Regions from separate parts of the Homo sapiens genome. Here region 2 is linked to region 1. A link is a loop called in an ENCODE intact Hi-C map of the cell type or tissue named here. Cell type or tissue: natural killer cell. All regions are shown on one strand. Each heading gives the region's core, and the rest is flanking DNA. Links, peaks and the distances in the headings are about the cores only.

Region 1 (2,815 bases), core at 41-2,540:
CCAGAAACCTCAGAGTGAGCCTCTGGGCAGCCTTTTGCTCAGTTTCCCTTCTGTAAAGTTAATAAATGGAAGTCGAGAATAACTAGGCGGTTGTTTCCTGCAGTTCTGAATTCTGTAAGGATCCCAAAGAGTGAGTGCTGGAGGAACAGGAGTGGCTTTCTAAAAGAGACCATTTCAAACCTGAGTACACTGGCCTGAACTTTCACCTCCCCTTTGATATTCACGCTTTTGGTGTTCCCAAGAAGGCAGACTGAGATTCGTGTTCAGCAGGGCTCCAAACACTTGGTGGGTTTGGCTCAAAAATATCTTATTTACAGATACCTTTTTCTCTTAGAAGTTTAAATCACTTGAAATGCATGTAATTAATCTTAATGAATAAAGACGGGCTTTATCAGAGATCAGAGGGCTCTGGAAGGCTACTGACATTCCCAAGAACACGCTCTCAGGCACTAGCTGACTCCCAGCAGTGGTGAGCCTCATATCAGGTCCTTCAGCTTCAGGAGCGTGTTAAGATGGAGATGCACTCATCACCACTGGGCTCTCTTAGAGATTCTGATTAGAAAGATGGGTCCCAGGAAATTGCATTTTTAGCAAGCACCTACGACAATTCTGAAAGCAAGATGTTTGTGGGCTGAACTATGAAAAACTCAAGGCTTAAAGGAAGCATCACCAATAGCAAGTTAGAGATTAACTTAAAGGATCAGGAAGGGTTGCAGCAGGAAGCAGACTCCAACTCCTGTGACTGAATAAAGAATTTCAGTGAAGAAATTATGAGCATGTGGGTAGGTTTAAAGGAAACAATAGGGGTTGTTAAAGCATTCAGAGACTGGCAATAGCTGGAAATCATCACCGTCCATAGGGCTGAAGGAACAAGGGGAATGTAATAGTGTCACTAAATTCCATTAAGCAATGGGGCTGATGAGGACAGGCCCCCAACAAGGGCTGTAGCCAAAAAGGGATGCAGCAGGTGCCAGAGACAGGGAGGGTGCATAAAAACAGGGAGGGTCAAACAGGCCAGGCACCTACAGTGGTAGAACCCAAATGGAAGCCAGCCAACAAGGGAGCCTGAATGAGCAATTCCAAGGGGCAGTTTCTCTGGGCACTAAACAGGGCAGAGAAGGGCAGGCAGGGGTGGCAATGGAAAATCATCAGCATATTTCAAATCTTAAGAACAACATCACCAACATGAAGAATTGCTGGACAATTAAGGGAGTGAGTAGACCAAAAGGGAAGTCATCTCTACTACCACTACTGCTGAGAGCATCAGTTATAGGAGACGGCCAAGGCCAGGCGTCTTGGAATCAGGAGGGGATGTGGAGGTATAAAGTGTTGGGGAAGGAGAAAGGAAGATGGCAGGGCAGGGCTGTGGTGCTGCGAACCTGACAGATTAGCCTTTTTCAGTCAGCCCTGAAAACCATAAGAAATACACCTGAAAGTACTGTAACAGCCTTCCCAAGACATTCTGAGTAGCACTCACTGTCCTGAGCACCAATTCAGTGTCTTTCTTTGCTGATAGCATTGCCAAAGCTCACTGCTGCCCCCTGGATAAAACAAACCAACTTAATGAACACTTGAAGCTCTCATCATAAATTGTCTTATTATGATGAATCAGGAAGCATCTAATTTCCTCCCTAGATTATGACCACCATTAAGAGGATAGCCAATTAAAAACATTATGTAACTGGATCACATATGTCAGTTCATAGTACAGCTGAGATGTAGAGAAAAGGGGATTTCTTTATCTTTTGTTTAACTAAATTGGCCCTCCCAAGCTTCCACCAGTTCAACCTAGTTGAGATAGTGAGGTCTAGGTGAAAGCATGGAAAAGAACGTGACTTGCTGGTTCCATGTTGTGCTGACGGGATATGGATAGGCCCTGGGCTCATGACAGTTCACAGGTTGCGCTGACAGGAATCCGTGTATCTGTAGCAGCCAGCCCCTTGTCCAGAGCTGCTGCCCTGTTGCTCTTCAGGGCTGAAACCTGCAGCTGGTGGTCTCCAGCTCCAGCAATGTTCTTAAAAAGAACTCGACACTCATTTCCTGATCTCTGCTTCTCTTCAACTCAAATGAGCTCTAGCCCTTTGGGTTTCTGCTGCCTCCATCCCTTGGCTTGGCTGTCCATCCTGTGCTGTGGGGTCACCTTGCTTTGTCTCAGCAGACCCTGTGGCAAGTCCTCTGGCTTTCATCTCAGCATCCAGACCCTGTGGCAAGTCCTCTGGCTTTCATCTCAGCATCCAGTGGGGCAAGAGAATGAAGGGAAGCTCCAGATTGCCAGCTAGCTTGCCAGCTAGCTCTTTCTGTCTGCTCATGTCCTTCCACCCTCTTAAGCACCTGATGATCACATGTGGGTGTGGGCCTGTCTTCACTGTAATCCTCTCCCTACCATCCAAATGGGCATTTATGGCAGCCCGTCTCCTGGGTGATCCTCTCAATGTATCCAAAAAATATACAGTTGATCCTCATTATTTGTAGATTTGCCTATTTGCTAAAATTTATTTCTAACCCCCAAATCAAAACTTGTGCTTTTGTATCATTCATAGACATGCATGATGTGGTAAAAAATTTGAGTCACTCATGCACTTTTCCAGTTGAGGTCGCACCAGGTGAGGCTCTGCCTTTTTGTTTCAGCTCTCATCCTGTAAACAAAAGTCCTTCTGCCTCCTTAGTTGCCCATGTTTTCATTTTTGTGGTTTTTTCTTTGTGACTTTACTGTTTCAAATGGCTCCCCGCCATAGTGCAGAAGTGATGTTTGGTGTTCCTAAGCTGAAGAATGCTGTGATGACCTTACAGAGAAAAGACGTGTTATGGACTGAAG
Region 2 (2,815 bases), core at 2-2,501, 130 kb before region 1:
TCCCAAAGTGCTGAGATTACAGGTGTGATCATTTTCTTAATCTGTGAAATGGGGCTAATAACATCTGCTCTGGCTATTACTCTGGGTTTTTATAATAACAAATGAAACAAAAGATGGATCAAATTAAATGACAGAAAACTAATTACACTACACCATAACAGTGTGCTAGACATACTGTTATGAAACAGTATGTTTAACATGATCCCAACTGGAGGAGTGGGGTAGGAGAGGGGCAGGGGGTGGTGGTGATGAATATTTAAAGGCATAGAAAAAAATGCTAGAAGAATATTTCCCAAAATATTGAGGTGCAATTTTGGGGAGATGATCTAGAGCAATAATTTTTTTTTCTTAATGTTCTGCAAATTTCCCCAAAATTTCTCACGTAAACGTGAATTACCTATATAATCAGAAAAAAAGTGAATGTTTAGAAGTACACTGTAGATTGAGAGGCTGCACCTTCTCCCCCTCGCTGGGTGGCCTCACTTGCACTCTGTTGCTTGATCCTTGGCTGAACAAATCAACAACACAAACTAACAACAACACAAATACATAGACTATGACAAAGTAAGGAATTATCATGATGGGCATTAATAAGCAGCGGGAGGCCTCTGTCTTTGGTTTTGTAAAATGTGATTTTGAGTATTCTGTCAGCACTTAGGGGCTTTTGAAATATTATATTGTGTCAGGGCTTAGCAGTGGAAATAAGCCAAGAAAAGGTGCCTCAAAATTGCCTGAAAGCAGATGACAGAAGCAGTTTGCTTTGCTGGGGATCCTCAGCCTCTGTCACTTTGGGGCTGCACAGTGGAGGGAGGTGGCAGGAGCATTGCTGTGGGTGGCAGAGGCCTGTCTTAATGCCAGTTTCTGCAGTGAATGCTGCAAACATCAAGAATGCAGAAGTGGCCCAGGCAGGCTCATTGGCACTCTAAACAAAGCCCGACCCAAATTGAATGTGGAAATGAACTTTGAGGAAGAGTGTAAGGATGTGGACAAGTTTGGCTTTCTTTATAAAGTGACCGCTATCTTTCCTATATTTAAAATTTACAGAAAGAAACTGCTACATTTTTCCTTCAGGCCATGGTAAAGGTTAGAAGTATGAAGTATGAAGTATATTTTCCAAAATGCAAACCTTTCTTGTTTTTCAAAGCAAATACAAGCTGTTTTATGAAGAAGTGCTGGCAAAAGTCCAGAAACTAGCACAGAACTGAAATCAAGGTTGAAAAGAAACGATTCAAAGGAAAACATCTATTTAAGTGGGAACCACACCAACACGTGGGATTTGGCTCCCACCGGAGGCAGCCCGCAGACACCAGGTGTCACGTTTAACTGATAGTGCTTGTTGCTGACCCTGTGGGTGGCAGGAAGGAAGAGGAGTGACTGTGGCATTCGGCAGAGGATGAGCTTTGTCCTATCACTGGCACAGAAGCTGAATTCTTAGATGGCTCGACCACGGGGTTGTGTGGTGAAAAGGGGGATTTCCACTTTCAAAAATAGTATGACTTCAGTTAGGCTTGAAATTGCCTTTTTGGGAAGTTTATTATATTTAGAAACCCCCATTCTCCCCACCCCCCAGTGGCTTTTAAAGTCCATCTGCAGCATGGCACAAGTCTTCAAAAGTTTATTGACTTAATTTACCCCGGGGTTTGGAATCAAGATGTTTTCTTAAAATGTCTGAAACAACCATTGCATTGACAAAAATACATTTTAATTAAAATGCTGAAAGTAGTAAAATGGCAAGGGACCTTTTTTCCTCTTCAGAGTTCTCTCTACTTTTCAAATTGCCTATTTTGTGGTTTTCACAAAGGGTATTGATATCCCAACTCTGGGCAGTGTGCTCTGCTTGCTAGCTTCTGGGAGCCACTGCCTGGAGTCAGGCAGCCACAGGAATCTCCATGTCACCTAGGATGTCAATTACACAAACTGCAAAAGTAGAATCAACTAAAAAAATTCAATAATGAGCATTTTTGTTTAAAAAGTAAACATCAATGTATTGCATTTAGAAGAAAAAAAATCCTTGTAAAATGTAGTAGTCCCGTAAGGAAAGATGAGTTTTCAAAGATGAGCTTTTCATGGAGGCTAAGATGACAGCCCGCTTCCAGTTCAGCAGGAGCCCCTTGGTATGTTTGGCCACCCAGCACAGTGCAATGTGAGAAGGCAGGCAGATTATGTATCGTGGATTTAATTTTGGATTTAGGGAGGCACATGGTCTGCCCAATTCAGTTTCCATTTTTTTCTGTCCTCCCTGAAAACAACTTTCTGTGCAACTTCAATGTGCTGTTCCTCTCAATAACTCCAGCCTGTGGCTAATTTGGACCAGGACAAGGAGAAAAGCTCTTTCTTGCTATGAGTTGCTAAAGGATTCATAGAAGCTAATTCTTCGCCTCCATTTGAAAAGTGGAAGGAAGGTAAAGAATTCCTACTGATCTCCTGTTTCCTACCTTGGAGCAGTGATGTCAAACTCTGTAATCAGTGGTAGTAGCTTTGCATCACATTACTTCAAAATATCTCCTTTACCTGATCACCATTAACTTGAAATCGCTGATTTTTTGGGTGCAATCTCTGCCCCAAGTTTCCACAGAATGTTTTATAACAAATCTTTTGGGTTTTTTTCTTCCCAACTTATTAATCATTTGCCAGCATAAGCAGTAACATGACCAGCAGACAGTCTTTTTGGGTAAACCTCTGACTACCTTTCTCTGTTGGTGGAATTTAGGAACCATGTGTAGCAATGCAACAACTGAGCCTGCCAATCTCTAATGAGAGCTTGGGACATTTCAGGCTACTCTTTGGCCTTAAATTCCTCTCCTCTCATGGAAAC

The links. Hi-C counts contacts between places; a loop is a spot of excess contacts. Peaks named below come from ENCODE experiments on the same cell type or tissue, not always from the same donor. Only the 100,000 strongest peaks of a DNase experiment are listed, where the experiment ranks them.
Region 2: it touches region 1 in a loop (2.4-fold over the local background); 3 of 110 quality-filtered maps call a loop at or near these places.

What each region holds. Positions count from the first base shown.
Region 1 is chr6:137,798,864-137,801,678 of GRCh38, reverse strand. No RefSeq gene overlaps it. Among named protein-coding and RNA genes, the nearest start is that of LINC02539, 61 kb to the right of the region's middle. In natural killer cell, for the core only: a CTCF peak has its summit at 1,550; a DNase peak (open chromatin) is centred at 1,518.
Region 2 is chr6:137,926,524-137,929,338 of GRCh38, reverse strand. No RefSeq gene overlaps it. Among named protein-coding and RNA genes, the nearest start is that of LINC02865, 17 kb to the left of the region's middle. RefSeq lists enhancers at 1,375-1,614, 2,460-2,815. In natural killer cell, for the core only: no CTCF peak of the experiment used is centred there; DNase peaks (open chromatin) are centred at 878 and 1,378; H3K27ac peaks cover 819 bases.